Regions from separate parts of the Homo sapiens genome. Here region 1 is linked to region 2. Evidence: read pairs that join two places in POLR2A ChIA-PET (ENCODE). Cell type or tissue: Caco-2. All regions are shown on one strand. Each heading gives the region's core, and the rest is flanking DNA. Links, peaks and the distances in the headings are about the cores only.

The links. Peaks named below come from ENCODE experiments on the same cell type or tissue, not always from the same donor. Only the 100,000 strongest peaks of a DNase experiment are listed, where the experiment ranks them.
Region 1: POLR2A ChIA-PET joins it to region 2 with 10 read pairs; 4 of 35 experiments call an interaction of 5 or more read pairs at or near these places.

What each region holds. Positions count from the first base shown.
Region 1 is chr6:43,317,474-43,329,631 of GRCh38, reverse strand. It overlaps the pseudogene RPL34P14. Among named protein-coding and RNA genes, the nearest start is that of CRIP3, 15 kb to the right of the region's middle. RefSeq lists a silencer at 827-1,121. In Caco-2, for the core only: no CTCF peak of the experiment used is centred there; no DNase peak of the experiment used is centred there.
Region 2 is chr6:43,239,796-43,251,953 of GRCh38, reverse strand. TTBK1 (tau tubulin kinase 1) reads right to left here and starts at 8,473. Exons shown (of 15, transcript NM_032538.3): 1 at 8,246-8,473; 2 at 5,186-5,347. The coding sequence starts at 5,293. In Caco-2, for the core only: no CTCF peak of the experiment used is centred there; a DNase peak (open chromatin) is centred at 4,643; H3K4me3 peaks cover 707 bases.

The DNA of each region.
Region 1 (12,158 bases), core at 2,079-10,078, 77 kb before region 2:
TAGCCAGGCTGGTCTCAAACTCCTGACTTCAAGTGATCCACCCGCCTTAGCCTCACTAGGTGCTGAGGTTACAGGCGTGAGCCACTGCGCCTGGCCAAAAAATGCTAATAGGTACTTTTATTCCTCTTTGTACTTTGGGGCTATGGGCTCAGAAACACAGTGGGAATGAGAACCAGAACCTAGTAAAATTTAGCTGACCTTTAAATCCTGTAAACTCTGAGATTTATTTAAATCTAAGCTGTGTCAATTCCAGATTTATCCTGAAAACTATTAGGCTGGTTTTGTTTTTTTGTTTTGTTTTGCTTTTGGGTTTTTTTTTGAGACAGAGTTTCACTCTGTTGCCCAGGCTGGAGTGCAGTGGCGCGATCTCAGCTCACTGCAACCTCTGCCTCCTGGGTTCAAACGATTCTCCTGCCTCAGCCTCCCAAGTAGCTGGGATTACAGGCGTGTGCCACCATGCCTGGCTAATTTTTGTATTTTTAGTAGAGACAGGGTTTCACCACGCTGGCCAAGCTGGTCATGAACTCCTGACCTCAAGCGATCCGCCCCCCTCGGCCTCCCAAAGTGCTTGGATTACAGGCGTGAGCACCACGCCAGGCTGGTTTTGTTTTTGATTTGTAAGTCCAGGCATTTTTAGAGTCCTGGAGGTCTAGTTTACTGCCCAAATACATCTATGGTTTTAGTAACTTTCGGGAATATTCATGATATTAAGCAAAGCCATCAGTGGAATAAGAAGTCAATCAAGGGCAAAAAGTACCTCAGGGCCTCATGCTGCTGATATATTAGTTAAGGATTACTTATTCCTGAGGCATGACCTGGTGGATGAAGCAATGGAAAGCAACCTGGTGCCAGGGCTGCCAACACGTTGGTCACCACCACTTTCTCTCCTTTGTTCCAGCCCAAGATCTGTTTCTTATCAACTGTCACATTCCTCTGTTCAGGGACAGTCAAAGATGTTGGTCACAAGCTTTCATACAAACTATGACTCACAGCCCTACCTCCATCACCTGCTTTGCTGCTTAGACCTCAGTTCTCCAATGGTGTCTGAGCTGTACTGATCTGGGGGATAGGTGAGGGAAAGGGAACATTTTTTAGAATACTGTTTTTCCTTTCGGACTTCTTTTTTCTGTTATTATTATTCAAAAAGCTTCATTTTTATTTAGCTTTCTGACTCTTCAATACTTTTACAACAATTTTCTGCTCTTCAATAAGGAAAGCACGCTTGATCTTGTCATGAACACATTTAACACACATGGAACCACCATAGGCCCTGCTGACATGTTTTTTTTGTTTTCCACAATCTCATAAGAACTTTAGGTCTCACAGTACAAACCCCTTGAAGTCTGCCTGGGCACACACCACATGCAGAATTTGGTGCTTTCCCAACCTTCTTGGTATAAAGGTAAACAATTATATTACCAGGGGTTTGGGACAGCCTGGTTTTGTTAGAGGCTATATTGTAGGAAAGCCTATGATGGTATGTCAAATGCTGGACCATTCTGAGTGCCCCTACACAAGCTCAAAGGACTGCTCCTGAGAGCTCTAGGCTTCCTCAACTTTTCGATGGTGGCCGATTGTAAAGGAAATATAGACAGGGGAAAGAGAACGTCTGCCATACCTCTAGACCCCTTTGGACTTCTTTTATTTTATATGAATTCACATGTATTATGAATGATGAAATATGTAAGATCTTTTTTATTGAATTACAGTTAATATGTTGAATTTCACAAAACATAAAATTCACCTTTATTTTTTTGAGACAGGGTTTCACTCTGTCGTCCAGGCTGGAGTAGTACAGTCCTGCAATCATGGCACACAGCAACCTCCACTTCCTGGGCTCAAGTGATCCTTCCACCTTAGCCTCCCAAAGTGATATGATTAGAGGCGTGAGCCACTGTGCCTGGCCAAATTCACCATTTTTAAGTGTATAGTCCTGTGATTTTTCGTATCTTCAGTGTTGTACAACTATCACCACTATCTAATTCCAGAACATTTCCATCATCCTCTAAAAAAAAACATATACCCATTAGCAGATACTCCCAGTCACCCCTACTCCCAAGCCACTGGCAATCACCAGTCTCCTTTCTGTCTCTATGGATTTGCCTATTTTGAGCATTTAATATAAATGGAATCATACAATAAATTTCTTTTGTGTCTGGCTTCTTTCACTTAGCATAATGTTGTCAAAGTTCATCCATGTTATACCATGTATCATTGTATTTTATGGCTAGTTATTCCACTGTATGGATATACCATGTTTTGTCTACTAATTGTTGGACATTTGGGCTATTTTCATATTTTGCCTATTATGAATAATCTGTGAACATTCATGTACAAGTTTTTGTGTAAATATACGTTTTTAGTTCCCTAGGGTGCACAACTAGGAATATATAGTCATATGGTAACCGTTTAACTTTTTTCTTTTTTTTTTTTTTTTGAGATGGAGTCTAGCTGTTGTTGCCCAGGCTGGAGTGCAATGGCACGATCTCAGCTCACTGCAACTTCTGCTTCCTGGGTTCCAGCAATTCTCCTGCCTCAGCCTCCCGAGTAGCTGAGATTTCAGGCGCCCGCCACCATGCCCAGCTAATTTTCGTATTTTTAGTAGTGATGGGGTTTCACCATGTTGGCCAGGCTGGTGTCGAACTCCTGACATCAGGTGATCCATGCGCCTCGGCCTCCCAAAGTGCTGGGATTACAGGGTGAGCTACCATGCCCGGCCCCATTTAACTTTTTTCTTTTTTTTTTCTTTGAGACGGAGTCTCGCTCTGTCCCTCTGTTGCCCAGGCTGGAGTGCAGTGGCGCAATCTCGGCTCACTGCAAGCTCCACCTCCCAGGTTCAGGCCATTCTCCTGCCTCAGCCTCCTGAGTAGCTGGGACCACAGGCGCCCGCCAGCACTCATGGCTAATTTTTTGTATTTTTAGTAGAGATGGGGTTTCACCGTGTTAGCCAGGATGGTCTTGATTTCCTGACCTTGTGATCTGCCCACCTCAGCCTCCCAAAGTGCTGGGATTACAGGCGTGAGCCACCGCACCCGGCCTTAACTTTTTTCTAAGTAAACTTTTATATTAAAGTACAATGTTCATATTTTAAAAACAGGCTGGGCACAGTGGCTCATGCCTGTAATCCTAGCACTTTAGGAGGCCAACATGGATGAATCTCCTATCCATGTTGGATAGGATCAACATGCGGGAGGATCACTTGTGTCCAGGAGTTCAAGACCAGCCTGGGTGAAATAACAAGACCCTGTCTCTACAAAAAATAGAAAAATTAGCTGGGCATGGGAGCGGGTGCTTTTAGTCCCAGCTGCTCAGGAGGCTGAGGTGGGAGGATCGCTTGAGGCCACGAGGTAGAGGCTACAGTGAGCCATGATTGCACCACTGCACTCTGGCCTGGATGATAGTAAAACCCTATCTCAAAAACAAAAAACAAAACACATTACAAGTGTTAAGCTTAACAATTTCACAAAGTGAACAGACCTAGGTAACCAACACCCAAATCAAAAAATAAAATATGACCAACACCCTGGAAGCTCCTCTCATGTTATCTTCCAGTTACCACTTCCCCAAAATGTAACCAGTAATCTGACTGTTATAACAATCTCTGGTACTTTTTAAAAAAAAATCGAGGTGAAATTTACATTATAAAATATGTGAAATTTTCATCACCCAAAATAAAACACTATTTCCCTTAAGCAGTTAGTCCCCATTCCCACCTACCTGCAGCCCCTGGCAATCACCAATCTGTTTTCTTTCTATATTGATTTATCTATTCTGGACATTTCATATAAATAAAATCATACAATGTGTGACCTTTCATCTGTATTTTTGTGTTACTATTTTTTCACTTAGCATAATGTTTTTGAGATTCATCCATGTTGTAGTATGTATCAGTGTTTTATTCCTTTTCATAGCTGAATAATACTCCATTATATGTATATATCACAATCTGTTTATCCATTCATTTGCTGATGGACATTTGAGTTGTTTCCACCTTTGGCTATTTCGAATAATGCTGCTATGAACATTTCCTGCATAAGTATTTGAGTACCTGTTTTTTTATTCTTTCAGGTATTTACTAGAAGTAAAATTGCTGGGTCATACGGCTATTCTATGTTTAATTTTTTGAGGAACTGCCAGTTTTCCATAGCACTTGAATCATTTTACATCCCTACAGCATTGTACAATTTCTCCATAACACTTGTTATTCCCCTTTTTTAAAATATAACCATCCTAGTATCTCATCGTGGTTTCAATTTACATTTTCCTTATGACAGCGATACTGAGCATCTCTTTTGTTGTTGTTTTTGAGACAGGGTCTTGCTTTGTTGCCCTGGCTGGCATGCAGTGGTGGGAACACGGTTCACTGCAGCATCAACCTTCTGGGCTCCAGTGATCCTCCCACCTTAGCCTCCTGCGTAGTTGGGGCCAAAGGCACACACTACCACACTCAGCTAATTTTTTATTTTTTGTAGAGAACGGGGTCTTGCTATGTTGCCTAGGCTGGTCTTAAACTCCTGGGCTCAAGCAATCCTTCTATTTGGCCTCCCAAAGTACTGTGATTACAGGTGTGAGCCACTGCTCCCAGCAGTGAGCATCTTTTCATGTACTTACTGGCCATTTTTTTTTTAATTGAGACAGAATCTCACTCTCTAACCCAGACTGGAGTGCAGTGACACAGTGTCAGCTCACTGCAGCCTTCGCCTCCTGGGTTCAAGTGATTCTCCTGCCTCAGCCTCTGTAGTAGCTGGGATTACAGGCGTGGGCCACCATGCCCAGCTAATACTTGTATTTTTAGTAGAGATGGGGTTTTGCCATTTTGGCCAGACTGGTCTTGAACTCCTGACCTCAAGTGATCCGGCCGCCTTGGCCTCCCAAAGTGCTGGGATTACAGGGGTGAGCCACTGTGCCCGGCCTTATTGGCCGTTTTTATATCTTCTTTGCAGAAATATTTATTCAAGTCCTTTACCTATTTTAAAATTGGAATGTTTGTCTTTCTGTTGTAGAATTGTAAGGATTCTTTATATATTCTGCATACTGGTTTTTATCAGATATATGACTTACAACTATTCTCTAGGTTGTCTTTTCAGTTTCATGATATCCTTTGATTGCCAAATCGAAGGTCTTAAAGATTTACCCTTTTGTATTCTTCTAAGAGTTTTACAGTTTTAGCTCTTATGTTTAGGTTGTTGTTCCATTTTGAGTAATTTTTATGTATGGTGTGAGGGATCCAACTCCATTTGTTGCACGTGAATATCTGGTTGTCCCAGCACCGTTTATGAAAAGACTGTTTATTCGCCCATTAAGAATCATGGCACCCTTAGTGAAAATCAGTTGGCCATAGATGTATGGGTTTATTTCTGAACTCATCATTCTACTCCATTGATTTATATGTGTTTCCTTATGCCAGTCCCACACTGTTTTGCTTACTGTAGCTTTGTAGTATGTTTTGAAATTGAGAAGAAGGAGTCCACCAACCTTGTTCTTTTTCAAGATTGTTTTAGCTCTTTGGGCCCTGTTGCAATTTCATGTGAATTTGAGGATCAGCTTTTCCATTTCTGCAAAAAAATCTTGAAATTGTGATAGGGAATGCATTGAATCTGTAGATTGCTTTGAATATTATCATCTTGATATCAAGTATTCTGATCCCTACACATGGGATACTTTTTCATTTATTTAGGTCGTCTTTAATCACTTTCAGCAGTATTTTGTAGTTTTTGTGTATGTCTTTCACCTCCATGGCTAAATCTAATACTAAGTATTTTATTATTTTATATGCTATTGTAATTGGTTTCTTAATTTCCTCTCAAAGTATTCATTGCAGGTGTATAGAAACCCAACTGATTTTCATGTGTTGATCTTGTACCCTGAAACTTTGCTGAATTCATTTACTTGTTCTAGTAGATTTTGTGTGTGTATAGATTCTTTGGAAATTTTTATTTTTTATTATATTTTACTTATTTATCTATTTACTTATTTGAGACAGAGTCTTGTTCTGTCACCCAGAATGGAGTACAGTGGTGTGATCATGGCTCACTACACCCTCAGCCTAGGCTCAAGCAATCTTCCCACCTCAGTCCCCCAAGCAGCTGGGACCACAGATGTACACCACCATACCTGGCTAATTTTTAAAATTTATACTGCTCAGGCTGGTCTCAAACTCCTGGGCTAGAGCAGTTCTCCTGCCTCAGCCTCCCCAAGTGCTGGGATTACAGGAGTGAGCCACCACACCCACCCTGGGATTTTTATATGCATAAAATCATGTCATCTTACAATAGAGATAGTTTTTCTTTTTCTTGCCTAATTGCTCCAGCTAGAACTTCAATACAATGTTAAGTAGCAGTGGTGAAAGTAGCATCCTTGTCTTACTGCTGATCATAAGGGGAAAACTTTAGTCTGAGTATGAAGTTAGCTGTAGGTTTTTCATAGATGCCCTTTATCATGTTGAAGGAGTTCCCTTCTATTCCTAGTGTCTTGAGAATTTTTATTATGAAAGGGTGTTGGATTTTATCAAATATTTTTTCTGTGTCAATTGAGATGATCATATGTGGAGTTTTTTCTTTTATTAATGTGGTATATTACATTGATTGATTTTCTTTTCCTTTTTTTTTTTTTTTTTTTTTTGAGAGATAGTCTTGCCCTGTTGCCCAGGCTGGAGTGCAGTGGCGTGATCTCAGCTCACGACAACCTCTGCCTCCCAGGTTCAAGCAATTCTCCTGCCTCAGCCTCCTGAATAGCTGGGATTACAGGTGCAGGCCACCACACCTGGCTTCTTTTTTATATTTTAGTAGAGACAGGGTTTCACCATTTTGGCCAGGCTGGTCTTGAACTTCTGACCTCAGGTGATCTGCCCGTCTCAGCCTCCCAAAGTGTTGGGATTACAGGCGTGAGCCACTGCGCCTGGCCTCTATTGTTTTTCTATTCTTTATTTCCTTTATCTCTGCTCTAATTGTTTCTGTGTCCTTCCTCCTGCTAGCTTCTCATTTAATTTACATTTCTCTTTTCAGTTCCTCAAGGTGTAATATTTGGTTGTTGATTGGAGATCTTTTTTTTTTTTTTTTTTTTTTTTTTTTTTGAGACAGAGTCTTACTCTGTCACCCTGGCTGAAGTGCAGAGGCATGATCTCAGTTCACTGCAACTTCCACCTCCTGGGTTCAAGTGATTCTCATGCCTCAGCCTCCCAAGTAGCTGGGATTACAGGCATGTGCCACCACGCCTGGCTAATTTTTGTATTTTTAGTAGAGATGGGGTTTTACCATGTTGACCAGGCTGGTCTCGAACTCCTGCCCTCAGGTGGATCCGCCCGCCTTGGCCTCCCAAAGTGCTGGGATTACAGGCGTGAGTCACTGCACCTGGTCAGATTGGAAATCTTTTAATAAAGTAAGTGTTTACAGCTATAATTTCTCTTGGCACATTTTTAACAGCGTCCCATAAGTTTTGAAGTGTTGTGGTTTTGTTTTTATTCATCTCAAAGTGTTTTATACCTTCTTTTATGAGTTCTTTGACTCATTGATTGTTTTAGGAACGTATTGTTTATCCAGGTGTAGTGGCTCATGCTTGTAATGGTTTACAGTGTAATCCCAGCATTTTGGGAGGCTGCGGTGGGAGGATTGCTTGAGGTCAGGAGTTTGAGATCATTTCAGGCAACAAAGCAAAACTTCACCTCTACCAAAAAATAAAAATAAAAAGTTAGCTGGCTGTGGTGGCTTGAGCCTGTAGTCCTAGCTACTCAGGAGGCTGAGGTGGGAGGATCACTTGATCCCAGGAGTTCAGGGTGCAGTGAGCTATGGTTATGCTACCACACTCCAGCCTGGGTGACAGAGCAAGACACTGTTCAAAAAAAAAAAAAAAAGAACGTGTTGTTTAATTTCTATATGCTTATGAACTTATCAGTTTTCCTTGTTACTGATTTCTAGCTTCATTGCATTGTGGTTGGTGAAGATACTTGTATGATTTAGGTATTTTTCTAATGTATTATTTTGTAGCCACACTTGCTTTATGACCTAACACATGATCTGTCCTGGAGAATGTTTCATACACTTGAAAAGAATGCACATTCTGCTATTGTTGGGTAAAGTGTTTTATATGTCTGTTAGGTCTACTTGGTTTAGTGTTGTTAAAGTCTTCTGTTTTCTTATCAAACTTCTGTCTAGATGTTCTATTTACTATTGAAGTGTCGTACTGGAGTCTCCAACTATTATTGTAGAACTGTCTATGATCAGCTCTCCATAACCATGGATTCCACATCCACAGATTCAACCAATCATGAATCAAAAATATTTGAAAAAGTTAAAATAAAAAATAATAATACAACAATTAAAAAATACAAATAAAAACAATTGTAGTATACCAACTGTTTACATAGCATTTATATTTTATTAGGTATTATAAGTAATCTAGAGATTATTTAAAGTATATAGGAGGATGTACATAGGTTATATGCAAATAGTACACCACTTCATATAAGGGATTTGAGTACTTGCAGAGTTTGTTATCCAACAGGGGTCCTGGAACCAATCCCCTGCATATACAGAAGGACAACCATATTTCTCTCCCTTCAGTTTTGTCAGTACTTGCTACATATATGTTGGGCTTCTGTTGTCTGATGCATGTATGTTTATAGCTGCTATATTTCTTCTTGATCATTTGACCCTTTTATCAATATATAATGACTTTCTTTGTCTCTTGTAACAACTTTTTTTATTTTATTTTATTTATTTATTTATTTTTTTAAGAAACAGGGTCTTGCTCTGTTGCTTGGGTAGGCATGAGTGCAATGGCAGGATCATAGCTCACTGCATCCTTGAGCTCCTGGACTCAAGCAATCCTCCCACTTCAGCCTCCAAGTAACTGGGACTGTAGGCTCATGCCATGGCGCCCAGCTAATTATTTTAAAATTATTTTGTAGAAATGGGGGTCTCACTGTGTTGCCTAGGCTGGTCTTGAACTCCTGGCGTCAAGTGATCCTCCTTCCTCAGCTTCCCAAAGTGCTGGGATTACAGGCATGAGCCACTACATTCAGCCTCTTTTAACAATTTTTTTTACTGAAAGTCTGTTTTATCTGGTGTTAGTATATCTATCTCAGCTCTCTTTTGATTACTATTTCCACGGAATATCTTTTTTCATTCTTTTCAACCTATGTTTATCTTTGGATCTAAAATGAGTCTCCTTCAGGTAAGAAAGGAGCTGTAAACAAAATTTTAAGAAGAATAAAGTAAAATAAAATGAATCTCTTATATACAGCATATAGTTGGATCATGTTTTTTCTTATCCATTCTGCCAATTTCTGTCATTTAATTGATGTTTTAATCCATTCAGCTTACTCTGACAAAATAGCTTAGATTGGGTAATTTAAAAACAACAGAAATTTACTGCTCACAGTTCCAAAGGCTGGGAAGTCCAAGATCAAGGTGCTTACAGATTTGGTGTCTGGTGAGAACCTTCTTCCTCATAGATGAAAGTCTTTTCACAGTAACCTCACATGGCAGAAAGGGCAAACAGGTTCCCTGGCCTCTTTTATAAAGGCACTAATCACATTCATGAGGCCTCTGCCCTCATAGTCTAACCACCTCCTAAAGGCCCTATCTCTAAATATTATTGCATTGGGGATTAAGTTTTAACATAATTATGAACTAGTTCATAATTGAACTTGTTCATAATTATGTTCATAATTGAACTTGCTTTTTCCTCAATTTTCCAGTACATTTTTTTCCAGCCTTTATTTTCCAGCCCTTTTTTTTCCCACCATGTTATCTTTTAAATCATGCATTAAGCAAATACGTATGTAAAACTACCTACAATATCATAACTTTACACAAGATGATATAATTCTTGTTTTGTTTTGAGGCAGGGTCTTGTTCTGTTGCCCAAGCTGGAGTGCAGTGGCATGATCACAGCTCACTGCAGCCTCAATCTCCTGGGCTCAAGCAATCCTCCTACCTCAGCTCCTAAGTAGCTGGGACTACAGGTGTGTGCCACCACACCTGGCTAATTTTTGTTTTTTGTGGAGACAGGGTTTCACCATGTTGCCTAGACTGGTCTTGAACTCCTGGGCTCAAGCAATCCACCCACCTTGGCTTTCCAAAATCTGGGATTATAGGCATGAGCCACAGCACTTGCCAGATATAATTCTTTTTTTTTTTTTTTTTTTTTTTTTTTGTGATGGAGTCTTGCTCTGTCGCCCAGGCTAGAGTGCAATGGTGCGATCTTGGCTCACTGCAACTTCCACCTCCCAGGTTCAAGTGATTCTCCTGCCTCGACCTCCCAAGTAGCTGGGATTACAGGTGCCTGCCATCATGCCCGTTTATTTATTTTTTTTTAGTAGAGACAGGGTTTCGCCATGTTGGCTAGGCTGGTCTCAAACTCCTGACCTCAGGTGATCCACCCGCTTTGGCCTCCCAAAGTGCTGAGATTACAGGTGTGAGCCACCACACCCAGCCTCAATATATTCTTATGTGCAAGAAACATTTATATTGTATAAAGATACGTGTTTTGTTAATTAGGACCCTTGGGGTTGTGTCAGAAACCTAATACTTTCTATATTGTCTAGTGGTTAAGAAGAAGAAAAAAAGAAACCTAATGCAAATAAACTTAAGAAAGACGATCGGAGTGGTGACTTATGGGTTGGTAACCAGGAAACTGAGAGCCACATCCAGAAGGTCAGAGATGTCATCTGGATTCTCTCTTCCCCAGTCCTTCTGCTCTGCTTGGCCTTATTTTCAGAAGTCTCTCTACTCAGAGGCAAGATACCCCCTTCAGTTTCAAGCTGTCTGGTCCTTATAGGCTTCTATCTAGAAATTGAGAGTATATCCTTTCTTATAATACCAGTCTTAGGGAGGATGATGATTAGTCTGATTTGAGCCACATTTCTATACCTGAACAATTACTATGGTCAGATGGGTGAAGTACTCGGACCAGGTCCAGGTTACAAGCTCATCATAAGAAGGCAGGGTCTGCCTTATTAAACCACATAGACAAATTTGAATTAACATGGAATAGGGAGAGATGAGGTTCTTCAAAGGAAATGCTTCAAAGTAGAAAATAAAAATATAAAGCTACAAAGGTTCAGTGCCTTCTTTGTAGACTTTCTCTTTATGGCTTTTATCAAAAGATCAGTGTTCAGTTTCTTGTCTCCACTAAGATGCTGCCTTCTTTTTTGGTAATAGGAGGGTAGAAATTACAAATAAGCGCTTTATAGCTCTGCCTGTTCCAAAAGCCCAGGAGAAGAAGAGGAAAAGCCCAATCATTTTGGATTTGGGAAGAGGGTGGAATTTGACTCCTGATTCTGTGACCTTGAGCTTCATAGAGGAAATGAAAGACTCCTCTATGGAAAGGTAAGCATTTGCATTTGTATGAATCACAAGATTAAACTGTTTTAGCCTCATTAACATAGCATTAACATAGTCTCATGACCTGTAAGGACTATTTTTGTATATTATTTAAAAATTACCCTCCAGACCTTAGCATGAAGATGAGGAAGTTACTAGGACTTTACGCCAACTCCACGGAGCATTGCCACCATCTATCAGATTTATAAGCAAGCTGACTACCAAGTTTCACTTCTTTCTATTCCTCCTCAGTTTCCAGCATATGGATACATTTTTCATGCTGCAAATTATTTGTAGGTAGTTATTTTTATATATTTTCAGATGAAATACACATTTCTAAGTGAATACTTGAAAAGCCAAATCCATCTTTGCATGAAAAACCATCGTTTAAAGATGTTATTGATTTCTTCGCAAACATAGGTTGAAGGCACTCATGGCAAAGGTTTAGGGTGTCCTTTCCTGCAGTCTTGATTCTGAATTAGTCTAGTTGATGCCACTGAATCACAAAATGTAGCCTACTCAATATCCCTAAGCAGCTAACCACTATTAGCTTTATACAGAGTACTCTCAACAGGTTCATGTAATGGCAAGATGATGCTGGAAAATGAGGGGGAAAAAAATTAAACAGACTCTTGCTAGAGCCATAAATGATGTTTATAACTATACAGCAGCAGTTCTCTGTGGGTGGGGTGATTAGTATGTTTTAAGAAAGCAAATTCAGTCTTTTTTTGTTTTGTGTGTGTTTCCCTTTTTAAAAAGTAATATAAACTACAGAAAGTAAAGCTTTGTAGTTGGAGCAGACATGCAGAAGATGCAATGAGAAAGCAAAAGGTT
Region 2 (12,158 bases), core at 1,384-9,383:
CGGCACTTCCTGGGATTGGCAACCACCCAAGAGTCACAAGAAGGAGAGAGTATGTGGGCAAAAGGGGATTCAGCAAAGGATGTTCGCGGCCCATGCTCACTGCCGAAGTTCACGTCACATCACTCCCTAGGTCCCTGTTCAGATGCCCACAACCAGGATGAGCCTCCTCTCCAGGGCAGGGGGCACTGTGAGAGCGTGGTGGGACCGGCGCCTGGAGGGAATGGAGCAGCGGTCTGACCCTCTCGTCTCCCCCCTCCAGCCTCCCAAAGCAGGCGTGAGAAAGGCGGGGAGGAGAACCGCAATAAAGTGAAGGAAGAGCTGGCAGGGAGCCAAGCAAAGCTGAGTTCTGGGGAGGGGCTCAAAATCATTTCAGCTCAGAGGCCCGGGGGTCCTGGAGGGTGAGGGCTTTGCTGGCAGGCATGGGGAGCAGGGAGACGGTGCCGAGTTCCAAGCTGAGACTGGTTTGGTTTTAGAAAGATGTACATGATCTCAGAGGAGGTCCACTGAAAAAAGAAAAAGAAAGAAGGATGGAGAGCTTGATGCTCACCCCCTCGGGGAGCTGCCTCACTGGGGGCCTGTCCGCTCTGTGCACCTTCCCAAACCCTCATTCTGTCCTGCTGGCTTGCGACTCTGATCAACCAGCAGACTCTGGCCGCTCAGCCTCCTGCATCTCTGAACCCGCCCCGAACGTCTGTTCAGTACCCAGATGACTTGTGATTGTTTAGTGGTGATTGACACTGCGGGATGGAGGGAGGAAGACCAGGCGGAGCTGGAGGGCTGGGAGTTCCCAGGTTACCATTGAACTCACTCCAGAAAGAGACAGGAGCAGGAAGGGAAGATATGGAAAAGAAGCAGAATGCTGGGTGGGAACTTCAAGGTGCTTGTGTCTGGGAAGGAGACAGGGAAAGAGGAAGGAGGAAGAACAGTGAGAAACCAGAATTCCTTTCTCTTAGAGATGAAATTTAAAGGCAGGATCTCAGAGCCAGGAGGGGACAGACTCAGACTAACTGGAAACAACGGCATGTCTGCCTCTGGGGTACTTTAAACTCTGGGGAGATGCGAATATCTTCTAGATTCCTTTAAGGTTTGCTTGTGCGAGAACAGAGGAAAGGGCAAAGGGGAGGGGAAAACCGCATCTTGGTCTCACAAATGTCATCTCAGTTAATCCCCAAAGGCTCCTGGCAACACAGGTGAGGAAGGTCATGTGATTCCCCATTTTGCACAGAAGGAGAACTGAGGCATGGGAAATGCAATACCTTGCCCCACATCACACTGCTAGTTAATAGCAAAGCCAGGTCCAGGCGCGGTGGCTCCCGCCTGTAATCTCAGCACTTTGGGAGGCTGAAGTGGGTGGATCACCTGAGGCCAGGAGTTTGAGCCCAGCTTGGCCAACATGGCGAAACCCTGTCTCTATTTAAAACTACAAAACATTAGTGGGGCGTGGTGGCGGGCACCTGTAATCCCAGCTACCTGGGATGCTGAGGCAGGAGAATCACTTGAACCCGGGAGGCGGAGGCTGCAGTGAGCTGAGATCACGCCATTGCACTCCAGCCTGGGCAACAAGAGAGAAACTCCGTCTTAAAAAAAAAAAAAAAAAAAAAAAAAGCAAAGCCAGGCAGTTTTCATTTAAACCCAGGCAATCAAATGCAGAATCCATAATGTTACAGAAACTGTGGACCCATCAACATTAAAAGTGTGAGTGCTGAGATTCAAGCCCAGATCTGCCAGGCTCCGAAATCATTGCTAGAGATAAGTCAGGAAGGCTCGGGACAGCCAAGACATTTATGACACCTACTTCCCAATTTCCCAGGGTGCCCTAGGGTATTTCTCTACCACCTTCATTTCCCAGCAGAACCTATTTCTCCTTCTTTACACCCCTTCTTCCCCACCCACCCCCCACCCATTATGGAACCTCCATAAGACAGGGAACTGGGTATCTTCACCACCCACTCCACCAACAACCCTTCTCCCTTGCACCACAGCTAGGGCTGACTTATCCATGAGACACAGTGACTAGGCCCCGATACCTTTAGGGGGTCCATGAAAATGTTTTAATTTCTTTTAAAATCATAAGGGAGGCCAGGCATGGTGCCTCACGCCTGTAATCCCAGTACTTTGGGAGGCTGAGGTGGGTGGATGACTTGAGGTCGGGAGTTTGAGATCAGCCTGGCCAACATGGTGAAACCCCATCTCTACTAAAAATACAAAAATTAGCCAGGTGTGGTGGCGGGTGCCTGTAATCCCAACTACTCAAGAGGCTGAGGCATAAGAATTGCTTGAATCTGGGAGGCAGAGGTTGCAGTGAGCCGAGATCTCATCACTGCACTCGAGCCTGGGCGACAGAGTGAGACCCTGTCTCAAAAAAATAAAATTAAAAAAAAAATCATCAGGGGAAAAAAATGAACCTTTAGGTCAAAGAGAACAATCTAGTATATAATATTAATATATTCCTCTTTATACCAATGCAGTCATAAAATACAATTTTAAGTACTTTCTTATGGAGGAAGGGGCCCATGAAAGTCACAATGTGGCCCTGCCCATAGTCCAGTAATAGGAATATTCTCTCAGTCTCCCTTTTCTCCACTCCTGCTAAATTTTACATGATCTCAGCCCCTGCTGAAGGACCTCCCTAAACTAGAGGAGAAATATGACACAATAGGATCGGCACTGGTCCTTGGGAGGAAGGAGACCTGGTTTCTTGGCCAGCTCTGGGTGACCTGGGGTGAGTTTCTTAAACTCTCTGAGCCTCCACTCTTCCTCCTCTGTGAAATGAATAGAGTTGGACTAGAATTGGTCACAAAGGTTTCTTCAGCTCAGTGGTCCTGATTCTTGGATGGGCTGATTCTTGTCAGACAGACCTGACAAGAATCAGCCCATGACACCTACTAGTCATGGAAATTTGGCAAATTAGCTAAGCAATTTCCTCAGTTTCCACACCTGTGAAATGGGATTAATAAATGGGAATACAAATCTACTTGGTAAGTTCTTGAGATAATGCACATGAGGCATTTTGCACAATGCCTGGCAACAGTGAATGCTCAAAACAAATACTAAGTCATTATTACTATTATTGTTTGCTATTCTGATTCTGAGAAGCACCCCTCAAGATGAATAAGATGTTATTATTTTATGTTTTTAGAGACAGGTTGACCAAGCTGGATTTGAACTCCTGGGCTCAAGCGATCCTCCTGCCTCAGCCTGCCAAGTATTGAGGATTTATTTATTTATTTAGAGGAGGAGTCTTGCTCTGTCGCCCAGGCTGGGGTGCAATGGCATGATCTCAGTTCACTGCAACCTCTGCCTTCCAGGTTCAAGTGATTCTCCTGCCTCAGCCTCCCAGGTAGCTGGGATTACAGGCGCCCACTGCCACACCCGGCTAATTTTTGTATTTTTAGTAGAGATGAGGTTTCACCGTGTTGGCCAGCCTGGTCTCGAACTCGTGACCCCAAGTGATCCTCCCACCTCAACCTCCCAAAGTGCTGGGATTACAGGTATGGGCCACCATGCCTGGTCCACGTATTTATTTTTAAATGCCACATCTAGTGCCACTGACCCCCTTTTTCTTCTGGCCACCAAGATCTATGGGCAGTTTGCCTTGGTTCTTGAGCTCTGCCTCCCACCTCAGTGCCATCCTCACTTGGAACAGGCTGAAGGGAAGCATGTGGCCCCTCACCCTCTCTAACACTCCAGGGGTGGGGGTCGGAGGTGAGGAGAGGTTGCCATGCTTGCCCTCCCCCCAGCTCCCTGCTCCATTTCGCTCCCCACTCATCTTCTACTCCTTCCCTCAGAAATCACAAAAAAGTTCCAGCCTAAACTCAACATGTGTGTAAAAACTGTCTTTTCCTCACCACTTCAGTGCAAATGTCATTCTGCCTCCAATCCGCCAGAAACTAAGCTCCGGTGCCAGGGGCCCCGAGGTTTCAGAGGAACACTCCTGTCTTCGCCAGACCCTCGTTCCTTTTATTACTGCCCTGGCTCTTCCTCCCCCGATTTCTGTACTCTCCCTCTCAGGAAGTCCCCCTCTGGGACATAAACAGCCCCTTTCCTCATCCCTTGGGGACCCCTAGAAGTCTCCTCCTCTTCATCCCTTCCACTCCCAACCCCCAGTCCCAGAGACATCTCTGAAAACGTCGCCACCGTTGCCTCTTTCTAGGTTTCTAGGGGACTTGCACGGCCGGTGGCTGTTGCCGTGGAGACCCGCCTGCACCCGGGCCTCACCCTCCTCTCCAACCCCGCACTCCCGTGAACTGAGCCTCCCCACTAAAGCACGCGGGTGCGCACACGCGCCAAGCACACACGCACACACACACGACTCAGAGGTCAGGAGTGTACCTGACCTCTGTTGTTCTCCCTCCCCTCCCCCTGGCTCCCCACTCCGGTGCAGTCCCACAGGCTCACACACGGGTTTCCCCACACTGCCGCCCACAGTCTGCCCCACATTATCCTGCCCCCACAATAATAAGAGGACACCAGAGCGCTATTAAGTGACGGAAAAAGGGAGGTGATTTACAGTAGGTCTCGCTCCCCAAATACTATCATTCCCCCAGCCCTCACGCCCCCGCTCCGAGGCAGGCCCGGCTCCCGAGGAGGCTGAGACTACAACTCCCAGCAGGCCGAGCAGCCCGAAGCCCCGGGCTGGAGGAGCAGGGCACGCCGGGAGATGGAGTCTCGCCGTGCTGCACCTGCCGCAGGACCCGGCGAGGGGAGGAGGCTGGATGGAGAAGATGGAGTGCGGGTGCGGCGGGAGCAGCCTGCAGGGCCTCTTTCCCCAAACCCAAGCCTTTCCGTCCTCTGCGGAAGCGGAGGGACACATGCTCGTCCACTGCCCTTCTCCAAGGTCCGTCAGAGAAAAAGCTCCCTCCCCCACCCCTCTTCCTCCTCCGCCACACTGGCCTCTGCAGCTCCTGCCCAGACATCCAACCAGGAGTTGTTCCGGGCTTGGCCTGACCAACGTGACCTAGCGGGAAGAGGGGTGAGAGAGGGCGGGGCTCGAGAGAGGGCACTGGGAGAAAGCTATTGTCCACACGTGTTGGCAAAAATAATGACATGCAAGCAGTATGCAAATGAGCTTAGAGGCACCTCCCTCTTAGGGTAGGGGAGCGGAGGGCACCGGTTTTAACAAGTCTCCAGGTCCTCGCCTCCCTCCCCGCTACCCTCCCTCTGTCCCGCCGGGTCACTCACTCACCACCTTCCAGCGATCCTTGACCACGTAGTTGGCCGGCAGGATGTCGGCCTGCTCCCCTCCCCCACTCATGTTGGTTTCGTCCTTAAGGGCGGCCGCTAGGCACTGCATCCGCCAGCCAGAGGGAGGGGTGTCCGCCGGGCCTGCCCTGAGGGGGCCATCTACCTAGGGGAGTGAGGAGGGCCTGTGAGGGCGGGCTGCGGACCCAGGACCACCTGGCAGATATGGAGGAGAGGAGCTCCACTCCTGCTCTGCATTCTTCCTGGCCCCACTGGACAGATGCTCCAGGAGTTACCAGGGGAAAGATTGTATAAAGGCCAGTGCAAGGGAGATACAGACTACAAACTAGAGATGTTTAAAATCAGCAACAGGACACACATGTTGACCAATGAAGAAGAGGAAAATGACAGTGAACAGGCCGAGGGGAGAGAGACATACTCTAACTGATGCCAGGAAGACTTGCTGACCAAGGGGGCATACCAGACTGGGACCCTTTCCCTTGTAGGGGAGGCCTGGGCTTTGGCTCCCCCTTAGGGGAGTCCCTGTGCCACAAAATGTCCATGGAGCTGTGCAACAGAGGCTTAGTGAAAAGGGAAGACCTGCTACCCAAGGGGTGACCCATGGGACACCCACACCAAAGTGACCTGCTAATCAGCCCTGGGAGATGTGGTAATCAAGAAAATGAGGGGAGGCACTAAAGCCCCTTGAGGGTGGTGTTAACTGAGGGGGATGGATGTGCTGAGAGTCATACACCTTTCTCAGGGTGAGCTGAACCCACTGACACAGCCATGGGGTTGGGAGGTCAGGATATAAGAGATGGGGTGAACACAGGTGATGGACTCAAGACATGGATTTCAGATAGACAGCAACCTTGTGGCCACTCCAGAGGGACAGAAGTGGGCTGAACTGGGGAGGACAGGAAAATGGAAGGGGCCTAGCAGGAGGCAGGAGAAGTGAAAGAGAACAGCAGGTCTGGGTGGGCATGGGGTGAGAAAGCCTCTGACCACACCTTTCTGTGTCTGCTTAGGAATCGACAAGAAAGAACACATCTCTCCTCGAATTAGGACAGGTAGAATTTAGATATCAGGGAGAGTTTCCCAACGGCGGGGGTTGGGAAAGACAGGCACATGTTACCGGAGAAATGCCCATGTGTGCGTGTGTGTATGTCTGTGTGTGTATCTGTGCATGTATCCTTCTGTGTGTGTATGTTTCTTTGTGTGTCTTTCTTTGTCTATCTTTTCTGTGTGTCTGTGTGCTTTTCTACATGTATCTCTGTATCTGTGTGTTCTTGTGTGTGTTTTGTGTCTGTGTGTGATATGCATGTGTGTAGGCAAGGGGCCAGAAGACATGACTTTCTGAGATTTCTGCCAACCCAGGACAGGATTTGGAACCAGGATATTTTCCTCTTCTCTTTCCCTCACACTTTTTAGAAGCACACTACCGTGCCCTCACAACGACCCTGGAGAGTCACAAATAGAGAAAGAGGGAAGTTACTTAGGCTGGGGTTTGGGGGTTGCGGGTCGGGGGAGGAAGGTGGCTAAAGAGATGTATAGATGGGGTAGAAACTACATAAACCCACCTTTCCTTGGGATGAAATAACTTCCCAGGGCTCTTGCATCTAGACATCCTGCCATAGGGGACAGGGTGGGACGTGGAGGTGTGGAAACCACCTTCTAATTCATGATGGGCCATGGTGGACATATGGAGAAGGGATCTTCATGGGGAGGGACGCTGCCACTCCTTTTCTCTTTCTTCAAGTGACTAAGCTGAGCTGTTTCCTCCAATCCTTACAACTTCAGAGCATCAGGACTTCCCTCTTTCTGCCAAAGTGGGATATGGGGCATCAGGAATTTGAAGGGCAGTGAGGGCAGTGGCAGGATGAAGGGAGAGGTAGGGATGGGGGTTCTAGAATAAAGGTGGAGGAGACAGGTTGAGGACAAGACTGAAGAAGCAATTGAACTGGTGGGAGGGGGCCTTCAGAAGCTAAACTGGGTGAACTCTGGTGGGCTTTCCAGTCCTGGGACAGTGGATCTGTTAGGTTGATAAGGAAAATTTGTGTCCTGCTCTCATTTTATAGATGAGCAAACCAAAAAGAAACAGATGAGGCAAGAGAAGGAAGAGTGGAGCCAGGAAGATAAATGAGGGTTACCTGCTTCTCCCTCTCCACCCTCCTTCTCTCTGTGTCTGAGGACTATGCTCAGCTGAGACTGGGTTGGATGATACAAACATGGGACACTTGGCTGCCCCGTTACTGCCGCCTCAGACCCCTATGTGCACATGGGCGCATGGTGAAGGCGAGGGCTTATGCAGGAGTTTGTATGAATATCTGTCAGAGAGTGCAGATAGGAGCATGTGGGGCCAGTGATGGTACACAGGGGTACGTGGAACTGGTGGGAGCTCATCATGGCCTGTGAATACAAGTGTTGATGTGTAACTCTGCAAGGTGTCAGCAGGTGTGTGTGAGAATCTGGGAGCCCAGGTAAGGAGAGGTGATGGAGACTAGCGAGGGGTGATGGGAACAGGTGAAAGAGGTGTGGAGGGAGGCAGAGGGGAATGGCAGGGATGAGGAGCGACAGGATCAGAGGAGAGGGGTGGGTAGGATAGAGACCCGTGAGAGATAATGATGACAGGCAAGGAAGAGATAGGACCATGGGAGGGATCTCTGGGCACAGTTGAGGGGGTGAGGAAGTAGGTAAGAAGGCAGGTGGGAGGCATGGAGGGACTGAGGACAGGGAGGGAGGTTACGGAGACAGCCGAATGATTCGTCAGGGATGACAGGAGAGCCAGGGGTGAAGCCATGGGGACAGGGGACGGAGGTGAGTGGGGAGGAGCAAAGTGCCCGGAGGACGGGTTGGGGAGGGAGGTCTGTGTGCTGGGGACAGGGAGCGGCTCCAGGCCTCGGCGCGGCCCAGGCGGTGTAGGCCAGCGTCCCAGCCCAGCGGGCGGCGACAGCAGCGCGGAGGGGAGCCCAAGAAGGCTGCGCTGGGAGGCGAGCCAGGCGGAGCCCCCTGAGCCCACGAAGGAGCCCCCGCCCCGACCCCGGCCCGCCCCGCCCCGCCTCACCTGCTCTGTGCCCGCTGCGGCTGCGGCTGCGGCGGCGGCGGAGGCAGCAGCTCGGGGCGGCGCATCCCCCGGGGCCGGGGCGGGGCGGGGGCGGCTCAGTGCGGCGTTGGGTGACCCGCTCCCTCCGGCGGCGGCGGCCTTCCGACCCGGATCATCCCGGCCCGGCCCGGCCCCGATCCTCCTTGGGCGACGGCGGCGGCAGCGGCAGAGCGGGGAGCTGCCCACAATGCACCGCGCCGCCAGCATCAGCACCAGCCCTGACATCACCGCCCGCCGCCCGCTCTGACATCACGGCTCCTCCTCTGACATCACGTTCCGACGGCCCCGCTCCGCTCTCCTCCAGCCCTGGGACTCTCTGGCTGTCCCGCTCCAGCTCTCAGGTTCTCCTTACAGCTCTCTGCCACCCGCTTGACTCCATCTCCCAGCACAGCCCCATCACTCCTTACCTGTTCCCATAAAACTCACCTGTCTCCATCACCCTTTATCTTCCCCACTCCTAGCATGTCTAAAATTCCTCATCTGACCCATCAGTCTCGCCTGATTCCCCACTCCATCCTCTACATGTTTATATCGCCTTCCTCTCAACTCATCCCCCTCTCCTGTACCCATCCTCCCATACGTCCCCATCACCCACCACTTCTGGGACCATCCCACACTCGCACCCACCACCCGTCATGTGCAATTCTCACCTCACCACCTATATGCTTTATCTTTTGGCTCAATCTGTGTCTCTCTTTCTTTGGCCCTTTCTTTCATTTGTGGACAAACTCTGCCATTGGTTTTTACTGCTTACCAAATAAGATGGACACTCTTTACTGTAACATCAAAACATCTTCCCAACATGGACCCATTAGGCCATTACTCCCCTTCTGACATGTTGGGTTACTCAACAACTCAACATTCCAACATTCCTTGAACAACACATTCTGCATGCCGCCTGTCTCTTTCAGTTTCTTCCTTCTTTTTTTTTTTTTTTTTTTTTGAAACAGGGTCTCACTCTGCTGCCCAGGCTGGAGTGCAGTGGCACAGTCTCAGTTTATTGCAACCTCTGCTTCCTGGACTTAAGCGAGTCTCCAGCCTCAGCCTCCCAAATATTTGAGACTACAGGCATGAGCCACTATCCCCGGCTAATTTTTGTATTTTTTGTAGAGACGGGGTTTCACCATGTTCCCCACGCTGGTCTTGAATTCCTGAGCTCAAAGCCATCTGCCCACCTTGGCCTCCCAAATTTCTGGGATTACAGGCATGAGCCATTGTGCCCAGCCAGTTCTTTCCTTCCTTAATGCCTTCAACAAATGCATCAGAGCAACTTGAATAATAATAACAACAACAATGGGCCAAGTGCAATGGCTCATGCCTATAATCCCAACACTTTGGGGGACCAAGGCAGCAGGATCGCTTGAGCCCGGGAGTTCAAGACCGGCCTGGGCAACATAGTGAGACCTCATCTGTACAAAAAATTTAAAAATTAGTTGGGTGTGGTGGTGTGCACCTGCAGTCCCAGCTACTCGGGAGGCTGAGGGGGGAGGATTTCTTGAGCCCAGGAGGTCAACACTGCAGTGAGCCGTGATTATGCTACTGCATGCCAGCCTGGATGACAGAGCGAGACTCTGTCTCAATAATAACAACAACAACAACAACAATTGCAGCAGTTATTTACTTCTGCCAGATACTACTCTAACTTTACATATGTTAATTGCTTTAATCCTGATGACAACCCTATGAAGTAAGAGTACTATTGTTATCCCTTGTTTTATAGATGAGGAAACTAAGATACAGACAGGTTAAGTAATATGCATTGGGTTACACAGCTAGAAAGTGGCAGAGCTGGAATTCAGTCCCTGGCTCTGGAGTCCATGGTTCTAATCACCACATTGGGAGGAAGGATCATTGAGCCTGCAAGAGTAGTCAGGGAAGGCTTCTTGGAGGAGGTACATTCAACTGTAATTTGAGGAATTAGTAGAATTAGTAGAAGTTTGCCAACAGACAAGTGGGGCCAGGGCAGAGCATGAAAGAGACTTCCAGGCTGAGAAGACAGCATGAGATGAGGCTGGGGCGGGCGTGTGCAAGATCATGAAGGACCTTGTGTGCAGTGCTAAGAAGATTAGATTTTATCCATTTGGTTTTTGGAACTGTAGTGGATACTGTGGAGAGCCATTCAGATCTCCCTCCAGAATGTAGGTGCTTATTCTCCCAGATATGAGATGTTGAAGGCTGACTGCTTTCAGCTGACCTGTTCTCTGGGAATTGCCCTTGGCCAAGGGAGCTGCCTCATCCAAGATCATACCCCCTTCCTGGGACATCCCACATCCAGTTGATGAGTATAAAGGCCTGACCCCCTTGCTTCAACTGGGGACAGCTCTGAAGGGATATCCTATTTTCAAAATTAATAGGGACAGCTGAGGCTTCTATTGAGACTATATCAGAGCTCAACTTCCCCTTCCATGCAACCTTGCCTTCTTCAGTCCTCCACAGAGGTTGATCACCAGAGCACTTCCCAATAAACTTACTGTGCGATCATCTCTGTCTCAGAGGCAGTGTCCTGGAGAGCCTGATTTTCAGATAGGAAACCACTGAGGAGTTTTGTGCAAAGATGAGACATGGTCTGATGTGAGTGTTGGGTTAGAATTCTAGTTTCTTTTTTGCTTTTGTTTTCAGTACTTTAAAAATGTTGCTCTATTGTCTTCTAACTTGCATTGTTTCTGATCAGAAATTTGCAATTATCCTATCTCTGTTCCTTTGTATGAAATACATGTCTTTTATGCATCTGTTTTTTGCTTTGTTTTGTTTTGTTTTGTCTTTTGAGACAGAGTCTGTCTCTGTCACCCAGACTGCTGGAGTGCAGTGACACTATCTAGGTTCACTGCAACCTCCACCTCCCGGGTTCAAGTGATTCTCCTGTCTCAGCCTCCCGAGTAGCTGAGATTACAGGCATGCACTACCATACCCAGCAATTTTTTGTATTTTTAGTAAAGACAGCGTTTCACCATGTTGGTCAAGCTGGTCTCAAACTCCTGACCTCAAATGATCTGTGCGCCTCAGCCTCCCAAAGTGCTAGGATTATAGGCATGAGCCACCGCGCCCAGCCCAATGCCTCTGGTTTCTTTTAAGATTTTCTCTTTGTCACTGGATTTAGCTATGTAAGCTATTTTATGATGTGTCTTTTTTACATAGTTCATGTTTTGTAGGGAAAAGAGAGATCAGACTGTTACTGTGTCTATATAGAAAGGGAAGACATAAGAGACTCCATTTTGAAAAAGACCTGTACTTTAAACAATTGCTTTGCTGAGATGTTGTTAATTTGTAGCTTTGCCCCAGCCACTTTGCCCCAGCCACTTTGACCCAGCCACTTTGACTCAGCCTGGAGCTTACAAAACATGTGTTGTATAAAATAAAGGTTTAAGGGCTGTGCAGGACATGCCTTGTTAACAAAATGTTTACAAGCAGTATACTTGGTAAAGGTTGTCACCATTCTCTAGTCTCAATAAACCAGGGGCACAATGTACTGCGGAAAGCCACAGGGACCTCTGCCCTTGAAAGCGGGGTATTTTCCAAGGTTTCTCCCCATGTGATAGTCTGAAATATGGCCTCGTGGGATGAGAAAGACCTGACCGTCCCCCAGCCCGACACTCGTAAAGGGTCTGTGCTGAGGTGGATTAGTAAAAGAGGAAAGCCTCTTGCAGTTGAGATAGATAGTGGAAGGCGACTGTCTCCTGCCTGCCCCTGGGAACTGAATGTCTCGATATAAAACCCGATTGTACATTTGTTCAATTCTGAGATAGGAGAAAAACTGCCCTATGGTGGGAGGCGAGATATGTTTACAGTAATGCTGCCTTATTATTCTTTACTCTGCTGAGATGTTTGGGTGGAGAGAAACATAAATCTGGCCTATGTGCACATCCAGGCATAGTAC